Regions from separate parts of the Mus musculus genome. Here region 2 is linked to region 1. The links are chromatin loops, found by intact Hi-C in ENCODE. Cell type or tissue: heart. All regions are shown on one strand.

Region 1 (8,000 bases):
ATGCTTAGGAGGAGGCTAGCAGGGCCCTGTAACTCCCACTCGGTCAAATCCCGACCTATTGGCCGGATCCCCCTTTCTTCCACAGTACCAATGGAACTGCGGTCCCTGGGGAGAAAGTGGCCGTTCTCAGGGTCTGGAGCTCGGTGGTCAGGAGCCTGAGATTTACTACAATTGGCAACAGCCCTCTGGGATGCACAGCGATGCAAGGCCAGGCTCTGACGGGCATCCTGCAACTGGCTCTCCAATTCTCGCACCACAAGTCGCATGTAGCCAAAGCTGGCTCGGGACAGTGCCTTCACCCATGCCTCTTGGGCAGCCTGCCCATCTGCTGCCAGCAGGTGTGGGCGCACTCCAGGGGCATCAAAGCGAATAGCGAAGGCGAACTCCTCGGGTACAGGAGCCTCGGCCAGCTCCACCGTGCAGCCTTCCAATACCACAAGACTCAGCGGGACCCGGCTCTCTCTAGTCTCGAAAGAGAATAGCAGATTGCCCTTGAGAACAAACCAGTATCTTCGGCCAGTGCCACTGGGAGTGGGTGGGGAACCTGGTCCTCCCCAACTACGCAGAAAGCCAGTGTGGTCTGCCGGAGAATCACTCAGCGCATAGTGGGCCACACTCCTCTTGTTCAGCTTCATGGCTCCCACGAGAACAGTGAGATAGAGAGATGGTAGCACCCGCAGGGAAGGACCCAGCTCAGAAGACCAGCAGCCCAGTCCTGTGGCTCCTACAGACCATGTTCCTGCAGTTCTCAGACTTCAGCTGAAGGACTAGTCTTCCTTGCCTTTCATCTCAAAAGTCTTATAAGGGTCACCAAAAAAATTTAAAAAAAAAAAAAAAAAGAACCTGGACATCAAAACACTGTAACAAAAAAGACAATAGTTGTATCAGGAGAAGAGCCCAACATGGTGCTTTGTTTGTTTGAAGACAGAGTCTCATAGCCCAGGCTGCTCTTGAACTCACTATGTAGCCAAGGATGTCTGATCTGAATTCAGCTTCTGAGCTGACTGTCCCCATCTGCCCAGTTCTTCCTGCATACCTACCCCATGCTCAGCTTCTGTCATGCTAGGTTTTGAAGGCAGGAGCCCTGAGCACACGGAGCCCCAGCTCTTCTGGGTGTTCGTTTGTTTGTTTGTTTGTTTGTTTTAAGCATACAGCACCCAGTATTCCCAGTTGGTCTCCCATCCGAATACTAACCAGGCCCGACCCTGCTTAGCTTCCAAGATCAAACAAGATCAGTCGTGTTCAGGGTGGTATGGCTGTAGTTTTTAATCATGGCTTTCAGGCTGGGTCATACCATATCCCTGGCTAACCTGGATATTCCTTTTGACATTTTTTTTTAACCCAAAGAAATAACCCCTGGGGAGGGATGAAAGGGACCCTAGGCCCAAAGACACTTTTGTGCTTTAAACATCCTAAACATGGGGCCCCTCACTGCAAGTGTAAGCTCAACCTCCAGGGAGCCCACGACTTTCCTGAGCCCCTACTAGCCCCAGTGGTATCCAGCCCACATTTCAGAGCCAGATGGAGGCAGGGGAGGGACAGGCCAGTGACCGAGACCACCTAGGGGTAACCACATCACACCAACGAGCACCAGAGGAAGGAGGAGGTGACCAGGGGTGAATGGGACCGGCTCTGTAAACTCCAGCGGTGTGTCCTGGGGCACTGAAGACATAGCCACTAAATTCTGGTGCTCCAAGGTTCCTATACAGCTGAACTGGCAAGGGTCATATGAGGAAGAGTCAGCACTTGGTCTTATAACTTCTAGGTGGGGCCTTGTTGGTGACACACTTATCAGCAGAGTCACAGAAGGGGACAGGGTGGCCTCTTATCTAACCACACAGCTCAGCCACATGGTTTCCAGAGAGCCTGCAAAAGGGTTCTCAGAGAACGTGAGAACTGTTCTAACTTCAGGGCCCCAGTAAAAGGGCAGCCTTTTGCCGGAAGCGCTCCTCCTTTTCATAATCTGCTCATCCCGTAGGGCAACTGAAGTTCCCTGTATGTCTTGGCCCACTGTCTCTTGACTGTAATTCTGGGCTCCCTGGGGCTAGGTAGGTCAGTTAAGTGCAGTTAAGATTTCCTGGCTGTCCCTATGGGATTTCCGTCACCACGATATTGGGGAGAAGTCTCCTGATTACTGATGTACCCAAAGATCGAATTTGGCTTTGTCCCTTTCGCGCACCTCCCCTCCCTATTTGCAGGACATCTAGAGTGGTTAAATCGCCAATAATCAGCCCTGTGCAGACTTGCTGAATTTGTAGGAATGCATCAGTAGACAAAACTAGGTCCCCGTCCTCTTGAAATCTACTTTCCAGCAAAAGAGACACTCCGTAAGCAAATACAATTAAATAAATAATGAATTAATCAAGTAGTGAGTGATAAAAAACGTAGCCAGGAGGCGGGAGGGGAAGAAGGGCTCCAAAGAGAGAGAAGCAAGCAGGCCTGGAATAGAGGAAGGCTGTTCTAGCCGCTGCCCTTTGTGGGCCCCAAGGAGGGGCTGAGTCCACGCACGCCTGCGGCCGCGGTCTCTCCCTCCGGCAGCCCTGCTGGTGCCTGGGTCCCCTGGATCCCGCCCGGGCTTTCCAGCCACGTCCACGGCCACGCCCTCCTGGTCACCTCCTCCCGGAGCCCGCCTGACCGGCTCTCACCTCCGGCGCCCGAGGGCCTGGCCCGTCGAGTGCGATGCTGTCGCCCCCTGGGCTTTCTCGCTCTGAACCCCGGCCTCCGCCCAGGTCGCAAACGTGGCCGCAGGAGCCGGGAGACCCCGCCCGGGAGGCTCGGGGTACCGCCCCGGCCGCTCCCCGCCCAGTACCCACCAGGCCTCCAGATCCGCAAAGTCGCCTCGGCTCGCATATTGGAGGGAAACTGAGGCCCTGGAAGGTGGGGACCTGCCTGCGCCACAGGACTCGTCGGTGAGGGGTCGTCTCGAACCCCAAGCCCAACCTCAGGCTACCCACAGGCCTCCAGCTCTACACCGAAGAAGAATAAGGAGTGCTCTTTTTCCCCCAAAAGTTTCCCCTTACAGCCCATCCAGTATCTCCCCGATCCGCCCCTCTCTTCCCTCTCGCGCGTGCAGAGCCAAACCAGACAAATCATCAGATAGGGCGCTTCCTAAAGCGAGCTCCTACACATCCTGCAAAACCCTGCTAAGGTTCTCAACCAAGTCTTTGGCTTAGCCCCATCTCTGCCTCTAGATATTGGCCATTTCGGCTTCTATCACCCACCAACGCAGGTCTGCAGTCCACTTGTGGTCCTGAGGCTCTACCTGGAGTCTGTCCATAGGCTTGCAGGGAAGGCTGCGGGGAAAGCACTAATAAGATAGGAGACCAGGATTCCCGTAGTCGCCCTGAATGCAACTGTGTTCAAATGCCTGCCTGCCTGCCCACGGGCTTTGTGGATTCCCACCTCAACCCTTGCTTTGCAGTTCCTGAAGCCCAGCCGGCCCTCCCCTCTCACCCTACCCCCACTTAGAGCTCCTTGACATTTAGGTCTCAGCTGTCCGCTCTGAGGTCTCCTCCCTGACCTCACAATGTAAACAAGCATACCCTACATTTTGCTGGATGTTTTAAGGGGGGAGTGTGGTGGTTGGTGGCTGCAATGTTCACTAACTTTTCTTCAACTAGTAGTATCCACTAGAGTAAATGTGTTACAAGGTGAAGGTCGCGGGAGGGTGGGTAAGGGGAGAATACAGCATGAGTTTCCTGAGGAGGGAGGGGAGAGCTTGCCGTTTTTAAATAGAAGAATGGGCAGAGTAGACCTCACTTGGACATATAATTAAGGGAAATGAGGGTGTCGGCTATGCCCATATCTAGAAGTGCATTCTAAGCAGAAGGCACAGCTGGTTCAAAGGCTGTGTTTGAGGGGCCACAAGGAGGGCAATGAGGAAGATGACGGCAGGGAATAGGGTCAAAAGGTAGAGGGTGGGGTTTAGAAACACCATTTCCCCAAACTAAGAGAGTAGCCATCACACAGACTTCAGAGAGACAAGACCAGGGCTGGGTTGGGTTCGTTTTTTTAGGTTAAGTGTGTGCCCGATTATCTGCCTGTATGTGCACCATGTGAATGCCTGGTGGCCTCAGAGTTCAGAAGAGGGCATCAGATCCCCTGGCATGTGAGTCTGGAGACGGACCCTCGTGCTCTGCCAGAGCACTAAGTGCTCTTAACCACTGAGCCATCTTACCAGCCCACAGAGCTGAGTTTTCAGGTTTGCCTTGGCTGCCTTGGAGAAGTAAGGTGGACAAAGGAGGCCCTTGAGGGCTGTCTCCGAATCATCCAGGCAATATGTAATGAGGCCAGCGTTACTGGGTGGGATGAGAGGTGGAATTTAAAGGCAGGAATCAATTTTTGGACAATTGCATGTAAAGGCTGAGAGAAAAGATTGGCAGAGAAGTCGGTTTGCCATTACCTGATAGGAGGAAAATGGCACAGATTCGGAGAGGGGACAGCTATGATCATCATCGGTGTAAAGGCATCCAGAAATAGTGGTTGGCACCTAGCCTGTGTTTAACATATGAATAAGTAATGAATAAATACATTTGGGGAGTGGGTGGGCGAACAACCCCTTGGGTGTCAGGTGGAGGGGGCAGCCTCCTGACCTTTCGAGAGCTGAAACCCCACCCAGCCTCTTTCACTACCGTTTTCGAGTGGTTAAGAGCAAGGTTTCAGGTGGATTTCTGAGTTCGAGGCCAACCTCGTCTAGAGAATGAGTTCCAGGACACAGAGAAACCCTGTCTCGAAGAAACAAAACAAAATAAAACAAACAAACAAACAAACAAACAAACAAAAAAAGAGCAAGGTATCGCCCTCTGTAGGAATTCACTGCACAGCTACTTACTGAGCACGGGCAGTGCGGGCCACCACCCCCGCCCTCTGGGGCGGAGGACGGAGGACTCCAACCAGACCCGAGGCACAGCGGCGCGCGCACAGGGCGCCCAAGCCGACTTCCCACGGGAGCGCGCCTCGGGAACGCGCAGAACGCGAGCTTAGATGGGCGGAGCTTTTGGAGGCTGGGAGCTGGGGCATAGAGGGAGGGCACGGCGTTGCTAGGGGATTCTGATTGGTTGCTCAAGAAGGGTTGTCCCGTGACATTCCGCCTCCCGGGTCGCTATAGGTACAAGCGGCCGCCACGGGGGCTTTCACGGCTTACCGCGGACTGAGCGAGCGCGAGGGTAAGAATCAAGGGGGACCCTGGGCCTGCGATGTTTAAGAACCGAGAATCTGAACCCACACGGGGACCTGGAACCGGACATGGCCTATAGCCTTCCTTCTTCCTGGTATTCCTAGAACCAGTCACAACCGCTCTTGGGCAAAGTGTCCTAGACTATTTGTAGTTCTAAAAGAAGAGCTTAGATTCCGGGAAGTAAAGGGTAGGGAAGGAGTGTGTGAGGGTAGTGAAAGCGACTTGGGACCAAATGTGGAATCCGTAACTTTTATTTTCGGAGATAGGGTCTCTCTACCTAGTAGCCCTGGCTGGCCTGAAACTGGCTATGTGGACCAGGCTGGCCCAGAACTCAGAGATCCTCCTGCTTCTACCTCCTGAGTGCTGAGATTAAAGGTGGGTCCCACTATGCCCGGTGGGATACATAACATCTGTTATCTTCCACAGTTCAGCATATAAAGCTGCTAAGAGCAGATTCGAGTGGGTCCTGAGATTTGACTCCAAGGCAATGTTGCAGAAGACAGGTACCCTCACCTACTCAGGTGGCTTTGCAGGGGAGGACTGTGGCGAGGAAGCCCCAGCCCTCCTCTTTCTTGATGGGGGTATGTGGGGAGAAGTGTGCCTCTCCTTGGAGCTGGGCCAGGAAAATCAAGGAGATGCCCCACACCTCAGAATCGTTTCCCCTCCAAAGAGGCCACTTCCTTTTTCAGCCCTGCTCCAGTGTATAGGTCCTATCTTACCCGATCCTGGCGGGCTGTAGCAGCCCTGTCATGTGGGTGTGGTAATTTATATATAAGGAAGCTGAAAGCCAAGAGGAAGGGGCTTGTGTAGGTGAGCAGCTGGGTACAAGTCCACCCTGACCAACCCCTTTAGGCCCTTCTGAGGCTTTCTGAGGTGGAGAGCAAAAACTCCAAGGCCTCAGAAACCCAGAGTCCACAATGAACTGTCATTTCTGTGTAGGGAGGGAGGGAAGAGGGCATCTGGTCTCATGTATATCAAGGACATGACTTCAGGGGTCCGTTCCATTGATTCCCAGTCTGTAGCAACAGCTTTTTGAATACATTACTTTGCCCCATGTACCCCCCCCCCCAGACTGCACTCACAGGCTGAGGCAACTCTAACCCTACTGGCCTGTACCTGGGGAGGGCTGAAGGGCTGGAGGGGTTGAGGTGATGACTGGGGTTGGGGGGTGGGGTGCTGTAGGAACCATTTACAAGTCACCATCCACCTCCCCCTCAGTGCTCTTACTGGCCCTGGTGGCTCAGGTACTGATGCTGGAGAATGGGCTACTGCGGACTCCACCCATGGGCTGGCTGGCCTGGGAACGCTTCCGCTGTAACATCGACTGTGTGGAGGACCCGAAGAACTGCATCAGGTGAGTAAGATCTGCTTACCCAGGGCAACAAAATGGGGTCAGTGGGTCAGTGGGTGAAAGACACTCATCAGCAAAAATTTTAAAAAAATTTTTTTAAATAGAAAAATGCAGAGTCAGAATGAATGTATCTGACACCTAGCCCCATGACCTGCTTGGGGCCTCAGTAGGTGTACTTGGCCTCTGAGGTAACTGAAAGAAGATAAAATGCCAGACAGGCCCCACAGGCTTCCCTAGGCCTAGTCCTGCCCTTTGGCCTGGATGCCAGACCACCTCTTTCTCGCCCTACCCTAACCCTGGAAGGTCATTTACACTTGTTATCCTGGCCCCACCTCAGCTGACAGTAGAGGCTTGGTTTTTTATAGCCAGAATTCAGAGCAGAGAGAAAGAGCGGGAATGAGGGACATCCTGGGGAACTGAGCAGCACAGCCCCACTGTCCCTTGCTAGTGAACGGCTCTTTATGGAGATGGCGGACAGACTGGCCCAGGATGGATGGCGGGACCTGGGCTATGTATACCTCAACATCGATGACTGCTGGATTGGTGGGCGTGACGCCTCAGGCCGCCTAATTCCTGATCCCAAGCGCTTCCCTCACGGGATTGCCTTCCTAGCTGACTATGTAAGTCCAGCTCCAGCCCTGCCCCTTACTTAGTGTGAGGGCCTGGGACTCATTATCACAGTCTCCATGGAGAATGCGGCATAGTGGCAGAAACTGAAAAAGGAACACACACATATTATTGGCCTAATGAGGCGAGAGCCAGAAAGGGGCCTTAGCAAAAAGAACAGTCCCCTGGAGGAGGCATCTGGTTGAATCCATCCCAGAGGTGGGACCTCTGAAGCAGTAGCAAAAGCTTCCAGGCAAGAGACAGCTGGAGAAAAAGTGGCCACAGCTGGCAGAAACCAGCCACTGGTTCTTTTGGTCAGTGGGAGCCACTGAGAGTTTCTTCTTCTTTATTGAGACAGGGTCTTGTGTAGCCCAGGATGACCTCCAACACTCTGTAGCTGAGGATAACCTTAAACTTCTGGTGCTAGCTGGGTATGGTGATGCATGTGTTTAATCCTGTGCTCCAGAGGCAGGCAGATCTATGTGAGTTCGAGGCCAGCCTGGTCTACATAGAGAGTTCCAGGATAGCCAGGGTTACATAGAGAGGCCCTGTCTCAAGCAAACAAACACGTCTACATGTCACCATGCACAGTTTATGCAGTGTGTGGGGAAGAGAGCCCAGGACTTTTCACATGTGTTAGGCAAGCACTCTGCCAGTTAATTTACATCCCCAGTCCTGGAAGCCATTTAAGAGTTTAATGGGCTCTAGCAGAGGTGCCTGAGAAGAGGGTCTCACTTGAGCCGTGTCTCTTCAACCCCCGCAGGCTCACTCTTTGGGTCTGAAGCTGGGCATCTATGAGGACATGGGCAAAATGACCTGCATGGGTTACCCTGGTACCACCCTAGACAAAGTGGAGCTGGACGCGGA
Region 2 (8,000 bases), 200 kb after region 1:
CAATGACTGTCCCCAGTTATCTGAGAATAGAGATCATGTTCTTTTAAGGTCTCCTTGAAATAAACACCCTCTCAGGACACTTCTGAGTCCCCTCTGGAAACTGGCCTGTCATGAAGGGCAGCAGTGAGTGAGAGAGAGAGAGAGAGAGACCTAAGCCTAGCTCTTGCTTCTCTGCACTGCAGAGCCAGGGACTCCCTCTTTCCGAGGCAGAAACGTTCTCCAGGCTGGTCCTGACATCTGCAGCAGTTCCTGCTGCCCCTTACATTCTCCTCACCAGCCTGGGGGAGGCCAGTGGATTTGCTAGCTTTTAGTACTGTTCTGCAGAGAGCTGGACCAGTGACAGGCAGCCCAGGAACACAGTGAGACTGGCTGCAAGCATAGCACCTTCACTTGTAACTCAGAGCCTGGTTCTGTTGCTTCCTTATCAAGGGCGGCAGTGGCCTGCAGCCTGCCCTCACCAAGGGGATCCAGGCCAGAAGTTCCTTCAGCCAGCCTCCTCCCGCAGCTTCCCTGCATGATCCTGTCTGCCGAGCAGTGTCCTTTCTGTGGTGTGCTGCAAGACCCTGGAAGCTCAGTCTTTTTGGCCAGAGCTCAACCCTGGCTTCTGAGGGCGCAGCAAACAGTTCCCATCAGGAAGTGGCTGGTGCTCAGCAAGGTGCTTGCTGGGCCTATTCCACAGCCACACAGTTGCTGCCTCTTCTGACTGGCCATTGCTGATTCCTTAGGCCCCTAGCTGGTCCAGGGCTACAACTCAGACTGGGATCTTGAAATCCTCGGGCCTTTCCGGATCTCCTTCCGCCTCTCCTCCTTCTTGCGGCGTTTTTCTTCTTCCCTCAAAGCCTTCTGGAAAGGGTCGGTGCTAGGAATAAACTAGGACAGACAGAGTAATGGGATTTAGTCTAGGGGTAGCAAAAGGTTTCCTCCAAGCTAAATCACAGAATGTAAGATAAAAGAATTCCTGGAGCAGGCCCTGCCCTCAGGGAACCCAAACAAGGAATCAGATGAAAGGGCTCAGGAAAGCCACTGACTGGACCATGAGATAATCAGGAGCCTGACTAGCAGAACATGAGATAGGAGATTCCAGGCTGGCAGACAGGAGCCAGCCAAGGTGTGAACCTGAAAACAAGCACACTCTTCCAGGAAGAGGGAGCGGTGTGGTTCTTGGAAGACTTGTCTGACATACCCTTCAGGAGGAAGCAAGCTAGGAGTCCTAGACAACAGGTGCTGCCTGCCCTAGTAACAAGGCGCAGTCACCAGGAGAGGGAGCACACAGAGCAGAGTGGGTCACAGTCACTCTTGCAGAGCAAGAGCGAGAAGTTGAGAGACTCTGATGCTGGCAAGAAGAGATGGGCAGAGGATGTGGGTGACTTCAGCCTCAAACCTTTCTCCAGCTACCCTTTGCTCCTGTTGGTCTGCCTTTACAGCCAATAAACGATCAAACCTGCATCTGTGTCTATTTGTCTCTATGAGTGATGAGACCCATGGCCACACTCTTGCAGGCCTCTGCCCGTGCTTTGTCCCAGACCCAGAATGCCCCTTCCAGGCCTGTCTGTGGGTCTCATCTGCTCTGCTACAGCTGCCTCCTCTGTGGCATCTGCCCCCTCACTGGTACCCTCTTTAAAATTCTGTACTAACTTATTCTCATGCTTCTCTTCCTTTCTTCACCTACTTTGTGCCTGACATCTATGACAGCATGTTTCATGAAGATGGAGGAATGTTGGTATTGGGTGTTGTGTCCCACTATATCCCAAGCACAGAATCCCACATGGGTCTCAACAGCATTCAGTGGACATTTTGGACAAAATGGCTTACTAGAATATATAAAACACAAAGTATTCAAAACTCAGGTGTAAACTATGACCTTTTAAATATTCTTAGGACAAAATTGGCAAATGTGGGGGCTGGAGAGATGGCTCAGCGAGTAAGAGCACTGACTGCTCTTCCAGAGGTCCTGAGTTCAAATCCCAGCAACAACATGGTAGCTCACAACCATCTGTAATGGGATCCAATGCCCTCTTCTGTGTGTCTGAAGACAGCTACATTGTACTACTTATATACATAAAACAAATAAATAATTTTTTTTTTTTTTTTGGTTTTTCGAGACAGGGTTTCTCTGCAGCCCTGGCTGTCCTGGAACTCACTCTGTAGACCAGGCTGGCCTCGAACTCCAGAAATCTGCCTGCCTCTGCCTCCCAAGTGCTGGGATTAAAGGTGTGAGCCACCATGTCTGGCTAAATAAATAAATCTTTAAAAAAAAAAATTGACAAATGTGGAATCAAGGTAAAAGCAAACTAAGAGTGCCATCTTGTGGCCTAACCTACCCGCTGAGTAAGTAGTCCACACCTATGGGAAAGGGAGGAAGTCCCTAGAGTGGTCCAGAGACAGAAGTGACTCAGGTCAGACAGCTAGTGGGATGCCCAACTAACTAGGACGGATTCAACCAGACATCCACTCACCTCCCAGATATCTACCACTCTGATCTCAAGAAGAAAAGAATCTTCACCCGGGCGGTGGCGGCGCATGCCTTTAGTCCCAGCACGCGGGAGGCAGAGGCAGGTGGATTTCTGAGTTCGAGGCCAGCCTGGTCTACAGAGCAAGTTCCAGGACAGCCAGAGATACACAGAGAAACCCTGTTTTGAAAAGAAAGAGAGAGAGGAAGAGGGAGAGAGAGAAAGGGGGAAGGAAGGAAGGAAGGGTAGAGAGAATCTTCTGAGGCTGCTGTAAGTAGAGAGGTCCATGTTGAATATAAAAAGTGGGCAGGCTGGGAACCATTTGTATATTATCTGTGAAGCCCTGGGTTCAAGTCCCACTATAGGGGAGTACACTAGCAGGGTCATCCCCATCCAAAGAGAAGGAAATCATGTTCTGATGGTCACGTTCAAGAGCATATTCTGATAACATTACACTTCTGACTCAACCCCCTGTGTTGCAGAGGCATGTATGATGATCGCAGGGTGAGAAAAGCCCACATGCAGAAACTAAGCATCTCCTTGGTGCCCCCTTGTGGAGAGAACAACCTCTGCAAGGCCCTGAGTGCCTCTTCGCACTGACTGGGTCAACCCGGTTCAAGGTCTTGCCCAGGGATAATTCTCAGAATTATGATTACAGCAAGCAGTCTTGGGGTGGACCATTTGGAAGCAGCAGCCACTACTTTGATGGGGAAAACTATATCCTTGCTGCATAAAACAGACACTGGCTCAACAGGAACCTCGGAGGTTCTGGTAGATATCAACAGTCAGGCACAGTCCACTACGGTACCACTAGGATAAAAACAAGGTGCTGAACAGAAATTAGTTAGTATTGCAGCTGTGGCCATGCGTGGTGGTGGGATATGCTTGTAGTTCGGGAACTTCGGAGGTAAATGCAAGAGGACCAGGAGTTGAGGCTAGCCTGGGCTACATGAGACCCTGTCTTAAAACAAACAAGGAAACACTAATAAAACCCAGGGAAAGAGTTGTAGGTCTGCCTGGTTGCTTTCTTTTAAAACCCATGTGTCTAAAAGTTGGGCCTTGACTAGCAGCTGCAAACCACAGACTTAATCAGGACGAGTGGTTTACTGTTCTCTACTGTCTGTGAAATCGACATGTGGTGCGTTTCCTTCCAGCAGCCTGGAGTTTGGGTACTAGTTAGATGCAGGGGAATCGTGTAACCAGCTCCCAGTAAAACGTGAGGCGAGAAAGGAAGCTCCCACTACGGGGGAATTAAATACATCTTCTGTGACTACTGGGAGAGAAGGCTGGAGCTGGTTCTCCTGGATTTTGTTGCAGGTGTCAAATTCCGGGGCTCAAGGGAGCTTCTCCTGCAACCTCCCAACTGCTGGATTACATGTGTGTGCTAGCTATCACAACCGGCTCCACTGGGCAGTGGTGGCGCACGCCTTTAATCCCAGCACTTGGGAGGCAGAGGAAGGTGGATTTCTGAGTTCGAGGCCAGCTTGGTCTACAGCATGAGTTTCAGGACAGCCAGGGCTGCACAGAGAAACCCTGTCTCGAAAAAAAAAAACAAAAAAAATAAAACAAAAAAAATAAAACAAAAGAAAAACAAAAACAAAAAAACAAAACGACTGGCTCTAGAGCCAGGTAAAAATTCCACTCATCTGAACCTTCTGAAAGAAAGTCTAGGTGAACGAGGGAAGTAACTAGAGAACAGTTAAAGTATAGGTATCAGGAGGGACACATGAATAATTCAGCAAGAATCAAGCCCCTGGGGATGCCGTAAGACTCTAAAAGGCACAATCCAGGGGCAGGTACCACTAACTATTACTGGGTGTGTAATTCTCATCCACATGATGGGAAAACCCACACAGACACAGTCAACAATGAACTACTGTCCTGTGTTCCACACCATCCAAGGTAGCTATCTCCTCAGAGTAGCTATACATCACAGGATAGCACAACCTTGTTTTACTCTCCCAGATAAACTATCGTTTATTCTTAATGTCTGAGCAGCCTTAGTTATACCACACAAGGCAACAGAGGCTAAAATTCTGCACTTAAATATTGTCAGGGTTTGGCCATTAAGCATAAAGTGGGAGAAAAAGGCATTGACCCGTGGTGGATAACAGTTGCTTTGGGCCCATCTTTTGCTTCCTATAATTATTAACAAATACATTTAGTAAAACTGGCAGGTAAAAATCTAAACTTTAGGTGGATGTAATAGATAATACATTGATTTTTAGATGATATTCTAATGGTTCTTGAGATATCCTAGTCCCAAGATTTAAGTAACCCCTGTTTGAGTCAAGGACCCTGAAGACCACGGTAACTCAGACCTGCAGCTGGCCTCATCCTCACCCTCAGAACAAGGCTGTGGTAGCTTTAGCCTGTAATTCCAGCACTTGGAAGGAAGGCTAAGGCAGGAATGTGGATAGTTTAAGGTCAACCTGGGTTATTAAGTGTACTGGTTTTGTGTGTTGGAGTTATCACAGAGAAAAGGGCTTCAGTTGGGGAAGTGGCTCTATGAGATCCAGCTGTGGGGCATGCTCTTAGTTGGTGATCAATCAGGGAGGGCCCCTTGTGGGTGGTGCCATCCCTGGGCTGGTAGTCCTGGGTTCTATAAGAAAGCAAGCTGAGCAAGCCAGGGGAAGTAAGCCAGTAAGTAACATCCCTCCATGGCCTCTGCATCAGCTCCTGCTTCCTCACCTGCTTGAGTTCCAGTCCTGACTTCCTTGGTGATGAACAGCAGTGTGGAAGTGTAAGCTGAATAAACCCTTTCCTCCCCAACTTGCTTCTTGGTCATGACGTTTGTGCAGGAATAGAAACCCTGACTAAGACACAGGGTAAGACTCTGTCTCAAAACTCCAATCAACAAACCCAAAACAACGCATTTGACTGCAGCCTCAGTAAGTGACATAAGACAAACTGAATGAACCCGGTCACTGCCTCTCAGTCAGATTAGCCAGGCAGAGGCTATGCAGCAAGTAATTTCCAGTGCTGCTGGGCACCTTTCTACGTTCTTACTGAGTACCTAATAATAATAAATCTGGTATAGTCTCTTGTTTGGCTGATTTTATTTTTTCTTTGTTTTAAGGCAGTTTTAGTCCAGGCTAGCCTCAAATTCACTACATAGACAGGTGGCCTCTTGCTCCAGCCTCCTGAGCTGTGGGGTTATAGGTAAGCCCCACCACATCTCCCTTCTAGCAACTCTTTATCCAGATTATTTTTTCAGGATTATTATTATTTTTATTTTTATTTTATTTTATTTTTTTGCAGAGAGTAATCTTGGAAGGATGAGGTATCTTTTCCTTGACAAAGCACCAATCTGTTTAATTCACTATGAGGATGTCAAATTTCACAAGCACAGTGGTCTGTAGGTATAATGCAAACCTACTGCATGCACAACACCTGCCTGGCCCTTCCATGTAAAGACCTGGAAGAACAAGGGGACCCAAGACAACAAGCCTAACAGTCTAGCTACTGCTTTTGCTGCACTGAAAACTGCCTATGACCGGCTGACATCTATACAACAGCAGGCTACTGTGTCAGCCTGCAAGCTGGTAGAATCTCAAGCCTGTCACAAACTCAACACCTGTCTCTAAACAGGCGTGAGCTGTGATCTGAAGAGTCTCAGCTTCTCACCCATAAGAGGAGCCTTTCTTTCCTTCCTGTCCTCCTTGGCCTGCCCTGCTCCATCTGATCCCTTCCCCCTGTGTGTCACCATCTGTCTTCTCAGGCTGCAGCTGTTAGCACCCTGAGCCAAGTTTAGAACTCTGGAGTACAGGCGTGTGTAGGCGTGAGAGCAGAAGCCACAGTGCACCAGTACCAGAGGCTCAGAGCAGGGGAGGGCGTGACCTGACTTCACCTGGTCACTCTGACACTTGTAACCTGTACATAGTGTGCAATGAGATGAGGATATTCTTAGCCTCAGGGATCCCCCCAATCTCCATCGACCCCCAGCTTTGGTGTACAACATTCGGAGAGAAACAGTGACTTGCCAAAACCGTCAATAACTTGGGTAATGGCTTCTGATCCCAGACTCATTGGATTGTCTGGTTCCAAGTCTAAAGCTCACACTGCATACCCTAGACCTTAGTCCCTGCAGGCCCCACCTCCCGTGCCCACCAGACGCCAACAGTTACAGGCCCCAGCAGCTCACCTCTGTCTGGTCTGTTTTAAACGGGTTCCGGAAGTCAGAATCTTTCTCAGTGATCCCCAGCTCCTGGGCCATCTGTGGATGAGAACACTAGTCATCCTCTTCTGCCTTCTGCTCTCTCATTACTAGAGCCATTCCACCATGCAGGGTCTTAAGCCTCAGAGCCTAGACAGATATGGGCCAGAAACAATCCCTAGGGACCCTCCAAAAGTTAGCACAGAAGTTAGGCCCCTTGAAGTTAGGCCTCTATGACCCAAAGTGCTCTGATACTTATAGAACACACTAAGTACCTAGGATAACTGACAGGGCCAACCACAGATAGACAGATTCGAGGCTCCCAGCTTACCACCCGACAGGGATCCCAGCCCTCCCCAGTCCTTACCAGGCTGAGGATGGGTGAGTGGGGCCCCTGGTCAAAGACGCCTGTCTGGTTGCAGAAGCTGATGCCCCAGCGGATCAGGAGGTTCCAGTTGGAATTATGGTCAAAGTAGTGGTGGACAATCTTTGGGAAGCGCAGCACGACGTCACCAAAAAAGGCTGTGTTCTCCACCACGTGCGAGAAAGCTGGCGAGAGGGTTGTAGTGAGTCGTCAGAGTAGTTGCTCTTTTCCTCTTGTCCACCTGGCTGACCCCAGACCTCCTCCAGGGACGGAGGCATCTATAAACCCACCAATCAGAGAAGGGCACGGCAGCCACTGACCACAGACTGCTCACTGCATATGCACTAGGGCCTTATATCCCATTAATGGGCTTTCTTACAGGGAGAGGTGGCTGCTGTTCCTACTTTACAGGTTGTGTTTGTTGTTGGGTTTTTACTTTTCAACTTGGCATAAAGGAGAGTCATCTGGGAAGGGAACGTCACTCGGGGAGTTGCTTCCATCACACTGGTCTGCGGCCACATCTATATCCATTTTCTTGATAGATTAATGTAGGAGGACCCAAACTACTGTGGAATGGGCCACCCTGAGCTTATACAAGAAAGCAGGCTGAGCAAACCACGTGGTTTACCATAAGCCAGTAAGCAGCCCTCCTCCATGGTCTCCATGTCAGTTGCTGCCTTGGCTTCCCTCAATGATGGGCTCTAATCTCTAAGCAACAACAACAACAACCACCCAACCTTTCCTTCCCTAGTTGGTCAAAGTGTTTAAGCACAGAACAGGAACCACACCAGGACACAGCAGCGACTGAGTATCAAACGCAGCCTGCCCACCGAGGGTATCAGTTCATCCTCACGGCTCGGGAGCGCAGAGGGCTCATCTCCAGGACTGAGGCACAGTAGTGCACAGGACGGCACAAAGCCAGGGTCAGGAGTACAAGGCCATCCTCAGCTACACTACAGAGTTAAGGAGCCAGACCGGGCTCCATAAATCCCTAGGTATTCCCTTGTTTTGAAAAAAGATTAATTCCCTT

Evidence for each region. Hi-C counts contacts between places; a loop is a spot of excess contacts. Peaks named below come from ENCODE experiments on the same cell type or tissue, not always from the same donor. Only the 100,000 strongest peaks of a DNase experiment are listed, where the experiment ranks them.
Region 2: a loop joins it to region 1, with 2.0 times the contacts of the local background. A loop is called at or near these places in 6 of 42 quality-filtered maps.

What each region holds. Positions count from the first base shown.
Region 1 is chr15:82,335,917-82,343,916 of GRCm38, reverse strand. It overlaps Naga (N-acetyl galactosaminidase, alpha), which reads left to right and starts at 5,091. Exons shown (of 10, transcript NM_008669.4): 1 at 5,091-5,165; 2 at 5,603-5,679; 3 at 6,395-6,530; 4 at 6,976-7,147; 5 at 7,897-8,000. The coding sequence starts at 5,664. It overlaps Pheta2 (PH domain containing endocytic trafficking adaptor 2), which reads right to left and starts at 2,738. Exons shown (of 2, transcript NM_177391.4): 1 at 2,646-2,738; 2 at 1-858. The coding sequence starts at 635. It also overlaps the pseudogene n-R5s41. In heart, a CTCF peak has its summit at 4,830; DNase peaks (open chromatin) are centred at 1,646, 2,666, 4,976, 5,816 and 3 weaker places; H3K4me3 peaks cover 4,284 bases; H3K27ac peaks cover 6,243 bases.
Region 2 is chr15:82,133,736-82,141,735 of GRCm38, reverse strand. Ccdc134 (coiled-coil domain containing 134) reads right to left here. Exons shown (of 7, transcript NM_172428.2): 5 at 6,974-7,155; 6 at 6,595-6,666; 7 at 1-870. The coding sequence ends at 745. Among named protein-coding and RNA genes, the nearest start is that of Srebf2, 9.5 kb to the left of the region's middle. In heart, CTCF peaks have their summits at 2,308 (motif pointing left) and 3,013 (motif pointing left); DNase peaks (open chromatin) are centred at 3,015 and 6,185; H3K27ac peaks cover 1,353 bases.